Regions from separate parts of the Homo sapiens genome. Here region 1 is linked to region 2. Evidence: read pairs that join two places in POLR2A ChIA-PET (ENCODE). Cell type or tissue: MCF 10A. All regions are shown on one strand. Links, peaks and the distances in the headings refer to the core of each region. The heading gives the core; the rest is flanking DNA. Region 1 has its middle 33 kb from the start of CALML5. Region 2 has its middle 12 kb from the start of LASTR.

Region 1 (8,329 bases), core at 57-8,056, 120 kb before region 2:
TGGGATAGCCTTTTGTTTTCCTCTTTCACTGGGCAGGACAAGCAGGGACAGATCTATCAAGTTAGACCTGGAAACCCACATGGATCACTTAGTCTGATCCCCTTTGCCAGCTGAGGAACCTGAAATCTACAAACATCAAGTGAATTGCCCAAGATCAGGCAGCTGGCTTGTGGCAAAGCTGAGATTAAATGCATCTGAGTGCCCCTGTATTTGTTGTTCTTCCTTCCCTCCTTCACCTTGTCCCACCAGGCACCGGCTTTTCCTCTCCCGTCCAGCCTGCCCTCCCTCCAGCCTGAGATGTGGTCCCCCTGCCCCATTCTACCCTACCCCAAACTCCCAGGCCATGCTCTAAATGCTGGGCTCAGTGGTGCCCTCCCAGGGCAAAGCAGCTCTTTACCATGCATGCTCCCCACCTCCGATTCTCCCCCAAGTACCAGTATCCAGGGTCGGCCTCCTAAACCTGCACCCCTTCCCCCTCCATCATCAGCTCACACAACTGCACTCGTGCCCAGACGTCCCTGCTCCCTTTGCACGCTGACTCCCCAGCTTTCTCTAGGCCACCCCCACCCCCACCTTCCTCTAAGCCACCCTCAACCCCAGCTCCCATCTCCAGCAGCCGGCAGCTTCCAGGAGTAATTCATCAGATTCAACCTCGGCAGCACCTGGAACACCTCCTCCGCTCTTGGGTACCAGCACACTCTCCTCATCTCCTACCGCCCTCGCCTCTTCTCCCTTTGGACCTCTGTTCTTCCAGACCTGTAAATGTTGGAAAGCCATGGCTTAGTTCCCAGACATCTTGTTTTATCTACTGGGGAGTTTGATCCATCCCATGGCTTTAACCACCAACACCTGACAACTTCCAGATTTACATCTCCAGTTCTGACCACCCCTCTGAGCTCCTGACTTGCTACCCAGATCCTACTTGACATGTCCTCTTCAAGTCTGATGTGCTTCATGCTTAACAGAACCCGAGAGGACTCTAGCTTTTCCATCCTGAATCCTCTGCACCCCCAGTCTTCCACATCTTAGTAAACGGCGCCACTCTCCACCCATTCTTGATTCCTCTACTTTACTCATGCTCCCTGACCACTCCATCCATAGGCTGTGTCAGCTCCGTGATGCATTCAGAATTCTACCACTTCCCACTGCCTTCATTGTTCCAAACACTATTAGCTGCAGAAAGCTCTTGCCTGAAGTACAGCATTAGCCTTTCACGGGTCCCCAAACTCTCACCATTCTTCAATCCATCCTCCATATAGCAGCCAAATGATCTTTCTAAAGCAAAAATTAGATAATGATAAAATATCGATTTAGTAAAATATTAGAGCTTTAAACATATTTCTTCTGATGCTAAAATTATACATTTTTATCATGGAAAATTAGGAAAATTCAGGAAAGTATGAAAAAGAAGTTACTTCAAGAGAATGAGAACACAAGCCACGGATTATAAGAAAATATTTGCAAAAGACACACCAGATGAAGGGCAGTTATCCACAATATGCAAAGAACTCTTAAAACTCAACAATAAGAAAATGACCCAATTAAAAAACTCACAAAAGACCTGAACAGACATCTCACCAAAGAAGATATACAGGCTTGGCGCAGTGGCTCACGCCTGTAATCCCAATACTTTGGGAGGCCAAGGCGGTGGATCACTTGAGGCCAGGAGTTTGAGACCAGCCTGGCCAACATGATGAAACCCCTTCTTTGCTAAAAATACAAAAATTAGCCAGGCATGGTGGCACAGGCCTCTAATCCCAGCTACTTGGAAGGCTGAGGCACGGGTTGCAGTGAGCTGAGACTGCACTACTGCTCTCTAACCTAGGTGACAAAGTGAAACTCTGTCTCAAAACAAACCAAAAAAAAAAAAAGAAGAAGATATACGGATGGCAAATAGGCAAATGAAAAGATGTTCTACATCATATGTCATTAGGGAATTGCAAATTAAAACGACAATGAGATCGCGCTTCACACCAATTAGAATGTCAAGTTCCAAAACACTGACAACATCAGCTGCTGGCAAGGATGTGGAACAACAGGAACGCTCATTCACTGCTGGTAGGAATGCAAAATGGAAGCCAGTTTGGCAGCTTCTTTAAAAAACTAAACATGCTCTTACCCTGCAATCCAGCAATCTTGCTCCTTGGTATTTGCCCAATTGAGTTGAAAACTTATATCCACACAGAAACCTGCACACAGATGTTTATAGCAGCTTTATTCATACTTGCCAAAACTTGGAAGGAACCAAGATGTTCTTCAGCAGGTGCTACGTATGGTCTGAATGTGTCCATGAAAATTTGTATGTTGAAACTTAATGGTCAATGTGATAGTAGTAAGAAGTGGGGCCTTTAGGAGGTGATTAAGTGATGAGGCCAGAGCCCTCACAGGTGGGATTAGAGCCCTTATAAAAAGGCTGGGGAGAGTGAGAAGGTTCTTTCCTTTCCATTTCTTCTGCCATGTGAGGACAAAGTGTCCACCTCCCCCAGAGGACGCAGCAACAAGGCACCATCTTGGAAAACAAGAGAGCAGCCCTCCCCAGACAACAAATCTGCCAACAACTTCATTTTGGACTTTCCTGCCTCCAGAACTATGAGACATGAATTTTTTTTCTTTATAAATTACCTAGTCTCCAATGTTTCATTATAGCAGCACGAACAGACTAAGACAGTAGTGAATGGATGAACGAACTGTGGAACATGCAGACAATGGAATACGATTCAGCACTGAAAAGAAATGGGCTATCAAGCTGTGCGAAGACACAGAACACTGAATGCATATGACTAAGTGAAAGAAGCCCACCTGAAAAGCTTACTTCCTATAAGACTCCAACTACGGGACATTCTGATAAAGGCAAAACTATGGAGACAGTGCAAAGATCAGTAGTCGCCAGGGGTTGGGGGAAGAAAGGGATGAGTAGGCAGAGTGCAGAGGATTTTTAGGGCAGGGAAACAACTCAGTATGATCAGTATGATGCTATCATGGTGGAGCTATGTCGTTATACATTTGTCCAAACCCACACGATGTACAACACCAAGAACGAGCCTTCAGGTAAACTGTCGACTCTGGGTGACAATGAAGTGTCCATGTAGCTTCACCGATTGTAACAAACGCACCATCTGGTAGGGATGTTGATGGCGGAGGAGGCTTGAGAACTCTGTACTTAGCACTCAATTTAACTATGAACATAAAACTTCTTTAAAACATAAAGTCAATAAAAAAAATCCAGACCCAGAAAAATAGATGGCATTAGTACACTTCCTTCAAGTCATATCTATGGAGATCAAAACTGGAATGATACCATGCAAATTCTACAAACGCTGAATTTAAATGCTGAGCAAAGCGGCCCAGGCTGTTTTCATCTGGAGGTCTGGGCTGCAACCTCTCACTCTCAGACAATAACTACTTAGGAAAATTCGACATCCAGAGGCCTAGGAGCCTCAGGGCCCAACCCCAGGCCGCCCTAGCCTGTGCGGGTGAACCTTTCACTGGGGTGGGCGGGGAGCGGGGTTGCAAAAGAACCAGGTAAAAGGCAAGGACTGGCGTTTTCCTAAATCACAGCCTTCAGCAGCAGCACCCTGATCTGGGCGATGAGGGAACTTACAGCCTCGCCCTCCTCCCCCAGGCAAGTCTGTGGGTGTCCCTGGGCTCTGCTCCAGGTAACCTGGAGTCAACCAACCTGGGGACAGATTCCCCTTGTCTTTGTATCTCCTCTTCCCGGCCTCATGGCAGAGAGGAAGCAGGCCGCCTGCTGCAGTCAGAAACACAGCCCTCTCCTCTCTCAGTCCACTCTGAAGTCGCCCAGAGCTGCAGCCCCAGACTCCTCCCCAGCAGGGCTGAGCGATGAGATCAGGAGGGTCGGGCTGCAGCCTTTGGCTGGTGCATTTCTCTCTCCCCTGCAGGCCCCACTCTCCACAGTTCAAACCACAACTGTTCATTGAAGAACGTGACTTGAGAAGTTGGCGCCAGGCCTCCCTCCACGCCTGGAAACTGCTGCAGGGCTGGAGAAACGTCTGCTGTCTGACATCACTTACCTTTGCCAACTACAATCACAGGCCTCGCTGTCCCCACCCCTTAGGCAGACTCTTAGGCAGGTTCTCTTTGTCTTGGGCGATTTCCAGGTGTGAGCTCAGCCCTCTGCTCCCTACCCAAGGTGGGGGAAGGGAAGGAAAGAAGCCAGGAGGGACTGTCAAGGAGGGGAGGGGGAGGCCGGGAGGGCCAGGGCCTCCCAGGGCAACTCTGATAAAGGGGAACAAGACATCAATGGGGCTGACGTAGCCTGCAGGCCTCTCCTGTTTTCTATCACATTGCAAAACTTCACGCGTGCCTCTCTGTGCACCGGGCAGGAGGGTTAGGATTAGCAGAATGTCTCTGCCCACTAGGAATATATAATCCAAGACAGGCAGCTCTGAAACAGACAGACCACAGGGAGAGGCCTCGGCAGCTCACACACCACGCGTACAAATGAATAGATGGTGTGTTATTTTCCATCCATCAAATGCGCATAGATGTGCATTTTATGGGGTGGCAGATGGAACCGAAAGCTCAAAGCAGCCTTTAAACTTTCCAGCCCCAGCAGGCCCGTGAGTCCCTCGGGTTCTTTGCAGCCTCTGCTGATCCCTGTGGGTAGTACGCTCTTCCAAAACAAAGGAAAATGACACATGGGCCTATAAATACACATGCATGCACACCCTAGCTGAGAGCAAGTGGGGAGGGGGCCCGAAAGCCACGAAGCTATGTTCGCCTGCAGCGAAGGAGCCTGAGACAATCTTTTCCATGATGGAAACTATTTCTTTCATTCTGGCTGGCCCAACATTACACCCAGGTCCTCCAGGGCTGAGTCTCTCCAGAACTTTCTAATGAGCTTCTTGGTTGCAGTAACAAACAAGTTAACCATTGACTTAACAGGATTTTTACAAAGCAGGAGAAATTTTTTGTTGTTTTGGAAGGTTCTGGAATCCGGGCATACTGTGGAGAAATGACACCCTAACTCCGGCAGTGCCCAGCACCTTGAATCTTCTGACCAGCCAGGCCGGCTGTGCCTTTGCTCACTGTGGTCCCCCTGCCTGCAGGGCTGTGCCTCCCCCTCCCCAACACCCTCTGCCGGGATCCCCTGTACCCCTCCACATGCAGCTGAGCCTTCCCTTTCCCAGGCAGCCTTCCCTGAGTCCCTGGGGAAGCCCATTCTTTACTTGCTGGGCCCCACCCCATGCTCTGGTCTTAGGTTCCTGCCCCCAACATCAAACACTTCCCAGGTTGGGTGTTGCCCTCTCTACAAGTCTCCAAGTCTATTGGTCTGTGTGTCCCCCTAAACTACCACTTTGCGTGACACAGAATGTGTTCAAACTTGTTTGCTGAGTGAGCTGTAAAGACTGACTGATTTCAGCTCTGCATGAGCCAGAGTCCATGGCTCAGCGAACAAGCTGCTCAGGGACTCAGAGCCTCTCAGACCCAGCATTCCAGGAGCCAGCCTTCCAGGAGGCCTCAGAGGACCTCACCTCCCAGGATTCACACCCTTCCCACAAGGTGTCAGGGCCAGTAACTTAGAGCAAGGCCAACAGAGTAAGATAAAAGGGATAGAATGTGATTTCGGAGGCTACACCATAAGAGACAGTTCTGCCTCTGCTTACCCTGTCCAGGACCTCCTGCTCTGGAGGAAGCCAGTATTCATAAGGACACTTGAGCTCCCCTGCAGAGAGGTCCAAGACAGGAAAAACTGAGGCCTCCCGCAGACAGCCAGCACCCACTGCCTGCTGCAGGAGGGAGCCCCAGTCGAGCCTTCAGATGATGGAGCCCCAGTCGAGCCTTCAGATGATGCAGCCCCACCTGCTGCTCTCTGGCTGCAGCCTCATGGGAGATGTTGAGACAGCCATCCAGCTGAGCAGCCCCCAGAGAAATGTGGGGGAATGCCTGTTTATTGTGCTTTGAAGCCTCGATTTTCATGTAGTCTGTTGTGCAGCAATGGGTAAGGACTCCAAGTCCTGAAAGTTGGCTGGGTTGTCACCATGGTGTGCACCACTGGGAAAGCCAGGCCAGAAGGAACTCATCAGAGCTCTCTAATTTGGCCCAAACCAGAGAGAATAAAGAAGCAGCAAATCTCAAGAAAAGGCACCAAGACCTCATCCCCTGAGGCCCAAAACAGAGGAGCAGGCCAAGCAGGCCACATAAACACTCATCAGGCATTGCTTGCAGTCTGAGGCCTGAGGCCGGCTGCCCTCTGTCCCTGGATCCCATGTCCCAGGGAACACCAGCAAATAAGCTGACCTTGAATGTCCCCATCTTACTCAACCTTGCTTCATTTCATGGCAGGGGAAACAGACCCAGGAGGGAATCAATGCATCTCTAGCAACAGCTCCTGGGTGGCTCGGACGTGGGGACAAGCACAGTTCCTCCCTCCAGCTCAGTGTTGGTCACACTGCCACCCCGGCCACACAATGAACAGTGTGGGGCTCAGTCGCTTTTCCTCCTTTCTCCCTCCACTCCCTCCCTCCTCCTTCCTCTGTCTCTTCTTCCTTCCCCCTCATCTCTCTCACACCAGAATGCTTCTGATCATCCTAATCCCCATGCATAACAACAGTGTAGGCTTTGTCAGATGCATGAGCATCATGGTTCAATAGAAACACAGTGAGAGCCACCGCTGATGCACACCCACTGTCTCACCCAGCCCTGCTCCTGCTCTCCGCAGGGTGCAGGAAAAGAACCGTAAGTGGAGGCCAGCAGCCCACAGTCTGTCCCCTTCCTCCCAACCCAGCTCTGTCCTGCACGGAGAGGCCTCGCACATGCCCTGCCCTCAACCCCATGTCTGCCCACATACCCTACACCCCACACAGCTAGTCCCACAGTCAGAAGCAAACACAGGAAGGGAAATCCAGCTCCCCTCAACCCCCGCCAGAAACACATTCTAAAAGTGGGGTGGATGCTCTGGCTGGCATGACCTCATGCCCCAGCAGGCTCTGGCCTCAGGGGATGTGGGAGGGCTGGAGAGACTCCCGCAGTCTTCACAGTGAGGGCCATCAGGAGCAGAGGCCCAACATCCAGGTCCCAGGAGAGGACTTTTCCAGGCACCTTAAACACAACCCACTATTTTATTTAATCCTCATGATGATTGAAGGTTTGAGGCTTCAGGGATGTGCTCAAGGTTGCCCGGTGGGCGGCAGAGCCAGGGGCGGCACACAGCTACGCCTGGTCCCACAGGCAGTCCGGATGCTAAGCCTTCCAGGTGCTGAGACCAATGGAGTGGGACAGGCGGCCCGGACCATGCCCACAAGGGAGGAGAGGAGGAGAAGAAAGAGGCTTAGGGTGGAGTCACTGCCGGGCCCTACCATGCCACTCAAGCCTAGAGTCCCAGGACGGCTCAGGACAGAGGGACCAGAGACAGGGCTCTCAGCCGCGAAAGCAGGCAGCCAGGGTACTGGGGGGATAGTCCAGGCCTAGCACCCCTGGCCCATCCTGCTACTGATCCACTCTGCTTCAGATCCCGGTTAAGCATGCGTGGGCAACCATGGGGCCGCGGGCAGACAGGTAGGGTCCCCCTCACGGAGGCCCTCCTGGGCTCTCTCCCGCTGCTGATCTGCAAGGCCCCAGATCGCCAGCCTCCAGGGAGAAACTCCTCCATGGTTTAGCCGTGTGTTTGCTCTAGAAGGGAGAAGCAAGCTCCCTGGAGGTGACAGAGCAGCAGCATCTCTGGCCCTTCTAGGGCCCTGCTTGGTGCTGCCTTACTTGGAAGGCCCAGAGTTGCATCAGTGGCTGCAGTGACAAAGCCCAAGGGGACAGTCCAGGAAACTAGCACCCCCATCTGCAGTGTCCATGATGACAGCCACCACCTGCCAGGACACCCTCCTCTGCCTGTGCCTAAGGTGGCTGGGAGCCAGGGCACGTGTTAGTGGACAGTGGTGAGTGGGTCCCACCAAGCCTGTGCCAGGGAGGACCCATGAGTGTTCGGTGCAAATGTTGGCGGCGCGGTGGCTGGAAGGAGCCTGTGATCATCACACATTTTTCCCAGTTTTAATTCCATGCATTCCCCATGATGCTGCATTGCTTCCATTTACTAACTTTATTTTCATTAATATAAGTTGTCAGGCCTCTGAGCCCAAGCTAAGCCATCGTATCCCCTGTGACCTGCACATACAATCCAGATGGCCGGTTCCTGCCTTAACTGATGACATTCCACCATAAAAGAAGTGAAAATGGCCTGTTCCTGCTTTAACTGATGACATAGTCTTGTGAAATTCCTTCTCCTGGCTCATCCTGGCTCAAAAGCTCCCCCACTGAGCACCTTGTGACCCCCACTCCTGCCCGCCAGAGAACAAACCCCCTTTGACTGTAATTTTCC
Region 2 (8,329 bases), core at 185-8,184:
TATAAAGAAATAAGGAGGGGCCATCAAGACTTTTGCCCATTTTTTAATTGGGCTGTTTGTGTTTTTATTATTAGGTTGTAGGAGTTCTTTATAAATTCTCATAAATCCTTTGTCAGACACAGGTTTTGCAAATGCAAATATTTTTCTGAGTCTGTGGCTTGTCCATTATGACGCTTGCTTTGATGAGCAGAAGTTTTTAATTTTTTTAACGTCTAATTCATTAACTGTTTATTTCATGGTTATTGTTTTCTGTATTCTAACAAAGAAATCTTTGTCTGCTCCTTGACCACAAAGATATTATCCTTCATTTCCCATTTTCTTCAAAAAGCTTTTATGGGTTTTGCTTTCATATTTGAGTTTATGACCAATCTTGACTTAATTTTGTGTATGGCGAGGGAATAGTCAAAGTTAATGTTTTTCCCATGGATATTCAGCTGTTCCAGAACCATTTTTTGGGGAGGGGATGTTTTGTTTGTTTGTTTGTTTGTTGTTTTTTGAGATGGAGTCTCTCTCTTGTTGCCCAGGCTGGAGTGCAATGGCGCAGTCTCAGCTCACTGCAACCTATGCCTCCCGGGTTCAAGTGATTCTCCTGCCTCAGCCTCCCAAGTAGCTGGGATTACAGGTGCCCCCATCCCCCGGCCTGGCTTATTTTTGTATTTTTAGTAGAGATGGGGTTTCACCATGTTGGCCAGGCTGGTCTCGAACTCCTGACCTCAGGTGATCCGCCTGCCTTGGCCTCCCAAAGTGCTGGGATTACAGGCATGATGAGCCACCACGCCTGACCACCACCACCATTTGTTGAAAAGGCCATCCTTTCCCTGTTGAATTGCTTTGATAATTTTGTCAACAGTCAATTGTTCATGTCAGTGTGGGTCTACTTCTGAGCTCCACTCATCTATTTGTCTATTCTTAGGTCAATACCACACTATTTAAATAGCTAGCTTTACAGTAAAACTTGATGTTAGGTAGTGTAAGCTCTCCAACTTTTTCTTCTTTTCCTAAATTGTTTTGCCTATTCTAAGTCTCTACATTTCCAAATTTTAAAATTCATTTGTCAATTTATATTTGTTTTAAATGAAAGCCTATTGGGATTGTGTTGAAGCCATACTTCAGCTTAGGGGGAACTGACATATTAATACTGAGTTGTCCAATCCATGAACATAGTATATCTTTCCATGTATTTACATCTTCTTTAATTTCTCTCAGCATCATCTTGTGTTTTCAGTATTGATATTGAATATTTCCCATCTTTTATTAATCTGTTGCTAATTATCTTATGTTTTTTGACACTATTGTAAATGGAATTGGTTTTTTAAATATCAGTTCCCAAATGTTTGGTGCTACTATATGAAAATACAATTGATTTTTGTATCTTGACCTTTCTTCAGAAGTGTTTTAATGGGATCTGAAAGAAGAAGTGAGAGAGGTTTAATGAATCAGCCTGTACCTGAACAGGAAGAGAGAAAATGAACAGAAAGGGAACTGACATGCATCGAGTTCTCTATCTGCAAAGCACTCTGCTGGAAATTTTTCATACTTAATTTTCACAGCAACCCTGTGAAGTTGGTTGTTATCCATGTTTTACAGATAAGGAAAGGAAGTGCTCCAGGACCCCACAGGTAGCAAGTGGCAGCCAGGATTCAACCAGAGCTTTTGAGCCCTAAACCCTGCATTCCTCTCGGTATACAGCGCTGCCACGATGCCGCAGAGCAATAGCATGTCAAGTGCTCGCAGGATGGATGCATAAAGAGGTGGCAGCTTACATCAAAGCCAGGTGACCTCCCGTCCAGCTCCTGCAGCCAGGAGGTGTGAGATCCCTGGTGGGCACATAGAGCTAAAGTTCTCCCACCTGTTCTTTCTAGGGCTTAAGCTGCCATGAGCCAATAGGCATGGATGGATGTGATATCCACAGCATGGTGAGCCATGGGCAACAGGGGCATGACCTAGTCCTGACCACACTGGGCCAGCACCAGGCCGGCCATGCCTCCCCAGAGCCTCCCTGGTCTGGGAAGTTTGTGGGCAGGATAGCAGAGCTGTGAGGATCAGTTCCACCTTGCAGATGAAAGAGTACCCTGAGGCCCAGACAGAACCCAAGTGCTGAGCCCGAGAAGCGAAAATCAGCACTTGGGCTTTGTTCCCCAAACCTCTCCTAACATGAGCATCACCGGGGGCAATTTTTCTAAAGCAGATTCCCAGATAACTTCCCCAGAGTTTCTGATTCAGTAGGTCTGAGATGCGGCTCAGGAATCTGTGCTCTAAGCTGCCGAGTGATTCTTCCAATCAGGATATTCTGAGAAACATGAAGTTACTGCTTCCTTAAGGGATTAGGGAAAAACCTGCAGATTGGATGGGAATGAAACAGACCTCCTACCAGAAGTGAGGTAAAGGTCGAAGCCTGTGCTCAGGCAAGCGAGCTGCGTGAGTACCTAAAATGTGTAGGGGATTCCCTCTTCGATGAGTAAAACGGCCAGAGCTCGGCTCTTAGGAAGGTTAACTCCTGAAATGTTGGGTGGGGTCAGGGAGGGACGCCATGGAGAAAAGGGCTTGGCTATGACTCTCAAAGCCTTCAAAGGAAAATGCCCCCCTCTGGCTCCCCAGGATATGGCAGCACAAGACGTCCAGTGGGTAACTGGAAAGAAACCGTCCCAGGGCTCGTCACAAATCACTGCCCAACCAATGAATCACAGGTTATCTAGACAGGCTGAATTCACCACCTTTGCCCATTGGCCGCTTAGGTGCTGAGGCCGCAGGATCTGCCAGCACAGGACCATCAGTTCCCTCCCGTGCCTTATTTACATTTCATTTTATTATTTTTTTAAATTTTATTTTAGAGACATGGGGACTTGTGTCGCGCAGGCTGGAGTGCGGTGGCACAATCACAGCTCACTGCAGCCTCCACCTCCTGAGCTCAAGAGAGCCTCCCACCTCAGCCTCCTGAGTAGCTAGATTACAGGCACGTGTCACCACCCCTGGCTAATTTTCTTTTAATCTTTTGAGGCTGATGTTCTGGTACGTGGGAAAGGAGAGGGAAAGGGGCTGCAGAAGAGAATGAGAGAAAGGGAGGAAGGAATTGAAGACATTCAAGTGTGAGTGGGGAAATGCATAAAAGAGAAAAGGCTACGCAGGGCCAAGTGGACCCCTGAAAACACAGACACAGAGCAGGCACATGCTGGTGGTGCATGGCAGGGCGCTGTGCTGGGGGCTGTCCCGGCCTGGAGAGGGGCAGAGGGATTGCAGTTGACATGTCAACAATCGCTCCTGAATGGCAAGCCCGAGCCCTCCCCTCCACTCCTTCACTCCTGAAGTCCGGTCAAGAGGCTCCAGGCTCTTTTTTGTTACCTTTTTCCGCACCACTGGTTGCCCTGGCAACAGCCGCAGCTGGCCCGTCTCCCAAATCACAAGCTGTAATGAGAATCTCAGGCAGGTTTGTTCTGCTCTGCTGGCTCGCAGACAATAGGTGGAACGCTGGCCCACAGCTGTGGTTTCAGAACCTGTCCCCGAGGATGCCCCGCAAGTAAGGGGAGGGAACAGGGTCTGGGAGGAAAGGTGAGAAAGGGCTCAGCTAAGAGAGAAGGCAGCGGAGGAAACAGGAATGTCCTGGAACTTCCCTACCACCACCTCTGGGACAAACCGGCTGGATGGGAGTGCACAGTGGATGGATCCATAGCTGAATACACAGCAGCACCTAAAGGAAGTGTCTGCCCAGCCCCCAGCCTGCGCCTGCGCCTCCACTGTTCTCACCCAGCGGCTTCAGTGAAAACACGCTGTCCAGATCCACAAATGACCCAAAGCTTCCAGGGAGAGCAAATGTGCTGCAGGCGACAGAGCTGGTATTCATAAAAGAGACCATATTCGATTGGAACAGTGGGCGGAAACTAATAATTTTGAGAAAGATATAGGAAAAGTTGGCTGAACAGAAATTGTCTCGAGAGGCCGGGCGCGGTAGCTCAGGCCTGTAATCCTAGCACTTTGGAAGGCTGAGGCAGGTGGATCACTTGAGGTTAGGAGTTTGAAACCAGCCTGACCGACATGGTAGAACCCCGTCTGTACTAAAAATACAAAAACAAATGGCCAGGCATGGTGGCGGGCACCTGTAATCCCAGCTACTTGGGAGGCTGAGGCAGGAGAATTGTTTGAACCCAGGAGGTGGAGGTTGCAGTGAGCCAAGATCACGCCACTTCACTCCAGCCAGAGCGAGACTCCGTCTCAAAAAAAAAAAAAGAAAAGAAAAAAGAAATTGTCTCGAGAGTCCAAATCACTCGCAAGCTCAGTGCACATCAACAGGGACGCAGCAGCTTAGAACACAGACGCAAGCGGGAGGCACGTGTGCCAGTGTGTCACTGCAGCCCATTCTTTGCCTGGTGGCTGAGCACCCCTCAGGTAAAGTGTATGGGGTCTTAGAAGTCAAGTTGGTGGATGCAGTTTGAATTCAGCTTCCAGTATTTAAAATGTTTGTAATTGTATAAATCAGAGGCTGTGTAATGTTGGGGTCAAAAGCAGGAATGCTGGAGCCAAACTAACTGGGTGTGAATCCCAGTGTTTATAAGCTGTGTATCCTTGAGGAAGTTACTTCACCTCTCTGAGTGTCAGTTGCCTCATCTATACAATGGAGGCAATAGCACTGCCTCCCTCCTAGGGTTTCAGTGAGAATTGAGTCAGTGACTCTAGGTAAAACACTCAGAAGAATGCCGGCACACCGAAAGTGCAAATTCTGGTTGCTAATGGTATTAGTGACTCAGCTGTTGCTTTCAAAAGGTTGATGAGTTGTTTTTGCCTGGAGGGCCCTGGACTCGGAATGCCTGGCCACCCTCAATACTCTCGAACCTAAACTCCTAGTCACCCTTGTATGGTCAGGCTGTGTCTGGCCACTCCCGACAGGAGGTGAGTAAGAGGGACCAATGACCCTCTCCCCAGAGCAGCCCGAGGCCACATGCACCAGCCCATGGTGCTCCTATGGCCCTTGGAGAGCCCCACTAAGGAAGGGCTGTCCCTCTGCTGGCTGGTCCGTGGGGACCCAGTATTCTGAGGACTCACAGCTGCTGAGGAAACACACTTCCACTACCAGCTTCACACCCAGCACGTGCGGGAGCCGTGGAAAGCCACCACCCTTGTCTCCCTTCCTTAGCTAGGAACCCTCTCTTCTTCTTCACTGGGTCTTGGGAAGACTGGAGAGGGCTTTACCCCCTGAGAATGGAACATTGTATAATCATCTACTTGTTCAGAGGAGAGAAATCCTACTCCAGCTCAATCTCTAGAAGAGATTTCTGTAGGCAGCCCAGCACTTCAGCTCAGACGCCATCGCACGCTGGGACCTTAGCCAAATCCTCTTGTTCTTAATTTCTCCCCATCAACACGAGAGTGTTGATTTCAGGGGAGCCTGGAAACTTCTCCATCCACCCAGACTTGTTGGAGAGGCGACTTGCACAGTGCTTTGCAGAAACACAGGTCTCTGTTTTCAGGAGTTGCTCTCGGGAAGGTGAAGCTGTGATCTTTGAAAGCTTTGTAAAGTTCCCTGCATTTCAGAATCACATTCTTTCCCATTTGCCTTTCCCACAAACCCAAAACAGATTTGGAGCAATGGAAACCATGCTTAGAAAAAAAAACCCTCATGATGGAAAACTGCCAAACCTCATCTTCAAAACTAAATGTGGTCTCATCCCAGTTGTCAAGGCCCAATTTTGTATTTTACTCTTGTATTATTTATTTTGCAAACACTGCAGGTGTGTGACGCCAGATGCTGTTCTAAGAGCTTTGCAAACAGTGACTCATTTCATCCTTATAACAACTCCATAAAGGAGACACTGTTGTTATCTTCATCCTCATTTTTGGAGGGGTAAACTGAGGCATGGTACATGACCCATAAGTAACTAGGGATTTAGACCAGGCAGCAAACTCCAGAGTCCATGGTCTTAACCCACAGTGCTGCCTTTCACTCTGCCATGCTTGCTTGCCTTTTCCATGTAGACTAGAATCTTCTAGAAAGCAGAGATAGTGTCTTCATAAAACATCTGTGAAAGGAAAATACATTTTGGGACCCTAAAATCGCTAATCCAAAGGGAAAAGTCAAGCTGGGAACTGCATCAGGCAAACCTGCCTCCTATTTTATTCGTAAATAAGATCACTACACAGACAAAAATTTACATACCTTGCTCACAATTTACCCACAAGGAAATTCCTCGTGGACAAAGAACAGATGGAACTCAAAGTCATCCCTCTGTTCATATGAGACCAGTGTATATGTGATGGTTTCCTCTGCTCTATTGTCTATGTAAAAACGCAGATTCACTGAGCCAGACTGAGGCATCAGTGATTGTTCCCCTACCCCTCTCTCACATGTAAATTGTGTATTCAGTGAAAGGCTAATTTGAGTTAATCAGAAACTCAAAAGAATGCAACTGTTTGTCTCTTATCTACCTATAACCTGGGAGCCCCCACTTTGAGTTGCCCCACCTTTCTGGACCAAACCAATGTACATCTCACACATATTGATTGATGTCTCATGTCTCCCTAAAATGTATAAAACCAAGCTGAGTCCCAAACACCTTGGGCACCTGTTGTCAGGACCTCCTGAGGCTGTGTCACGGGCATGTCCTTAACCTTGGCAAAATGAACTTTCGAAATGGATTGAGACCTGTCTCAGATACTTTTGGGTTCACACATCTTACAGTGAGTCCTGCAGGCCCCTGACAAATGCCTTGTGATGACGTTGGCAGCTGTTCGCAGCAGCAGCAATGACTGAGAGGTGTCCTTCACCTCCATCTCACTAATTAGACACCACAGCTCTGGGAAGCAGGGGAAACCAGCCATCTCTGCTGGGGCAGCCGCTTCCTACAACCCGCCCAAGTGCCCTGCAAATGACAATGACGGCAGCTCCTGCCCTGAGAAGGGCCTGGGCACGGGAGGGGAACAGTCTCAGGATGCCTGTTCTACTAGGGGAGGGGGCGCAGCTTCCCAGAGGCTCATGGCCTGACTTCTGACCTTCCTGAAACCTGCACCACCGCCCCCTTCCAGCTTCCCTGACTGCAAAACAGCATCTTCTCTTGCATTGTTCTTTGAGGAAATTTGGCAGCAGGCATGGAAAATGTTTCCTCCAGGCCCCCAGCTCAGCACATGAAAGGCAGGCTGCTGTCTGCGGGGCCCCCAGACGCCACTGGATTCCCGGCCAGAACTTGCAGCTCAGGGAGTGGCCCTGTCTCTTTTGTTATGACCCCTCCTCGAGATGCCAAGCTGGCGGGGGAACAACAGCTGGCACTGGCCGGGCTGGCTCTGAGTTCCCCTCTCACAGCTCACCTAGCCTGAGCCCCTGGGACCAGGTGGGGCTGCTCCAGGACCAGGAGCACCTCCGGGGGCTGCAGCCATGTCCTCGGGAATGTCAGAGGCCTGATGCTGGCAGGGGCTTCACTCACACGCCACGCATGGCAGGAGGGGCGAGCGCTCCCCAGGCCTGGCTGTTGTTTATTCCCCTCCTTGCCCCTGTTGGGGGGTTGACTTTGAGCACTGACATCAGAGTTTCATTTCGAGAGACCCTCAGTGTTCACTAGAGCAAGGTCTGCTCTGCAGAATATGACAGCCAGGCGCCCCCTCCTACCGTAGACTTGGGGTCCTCACCCAGGGGCCCTCAGAGACCGGTGGGTGAAGACTGACGTGTGACTCTACTGGAAAAATGACGAGGTGACAGGCACCACCCTCGTGGCTTTGCACTCAGCTAGTAGGCAGCTTCTCTCCAGTGCTGGACTGTTCCTGCATCCCTGTCCAGAAACCAGAGGGCATTTTGAAGGTGACGCAAACACATCATGTCCCACTGGCATTGTGACCTCAGGTACGAGGTTGTGTTTTCACAGCAACCCTGCACAATAGATGGGGTTGGAATTTCATTATGCCCACTGGACAGATGTGAAAACTGAGACCCAGAGAAGCGATCCATCAAAGGGCAGCCACTCTGCCGCTCATTCCAAGTGCTTTTCCCTTTTATGCCCTACCACCAAGTAAGGCCACCCATGTACTGGTGAGGGAAGCGAGGAGGAGAGTCATGAGGAATTCGACAGAATTGCACAGCCCTGAGGGAAAGAACCTCTTTGAATTTGGGGCCCCTTCCCAGCCTTCTGGGACCCCCTGTAGTCAGAATAAAGGCAGGTGTCACCAGCCTCAGTTGTCCCCCAACTCCACTCCACATAGAACCCACCCAGAACTTAGCAAGTACTTCCTCTCTGTCCAGAAGACCCCTCTCCTGTTACTCCCTGTCTGTTTCCTCTGCTAGGCACGGGACGCTTCTAGCCGAGGCCACCTTTCCTAAAGGAGACCCAGGGACATGCAGCCACTGTCAGCCCAG

Evidence for each region. Peaks named below come from ENCODE experiments on the same cell type or tissue, not always from the same donor. Only the 100,000 strongest peaks of a DNase experiment are listed, where the experiment ranks them.
Region 1: POLR2A ChIA-PET joins it to region 2 with 10 read pairs; 7 of 35 experiments call an interaction of 5 or more read pairs at or near these places.

Annotation. Positions count from the first base shown.
Region 1 is chr10:5,462,698-5,471,026 of GRCh38, forward strand. No RefSeq gene overlaps it. Among named protein-coding and RNA genes, the nearest start is that of CALML5, 33 kb to the right of the region's middle. RefSeq lists enhancers at 4,365-5,001, 6,831-7,402, 7,403-7,974, 7,975-8,329. In MCF 10A, for the core only: no CTCF peak of the experiment used is centred there; a DNase peak (open chromatin) is centred at 4,034.
Region 2 is chr10:5,580,372-5,588,700 of GRCh38, forward strand. No RefSeq gene overlaps it. Among named protein-coding and RNA genes, the nearest start is that of LASTR, 12 kb to the right of the region's middle. RefSeq lists enhancers at 3,033-3,561, 4,168-5,367, 7,050-7,857. In MCF 10A, for the core only: a CTCF peak has its summit at 2,597; DNase peaks (open chromatin) are centred at 3,410 and 4,730.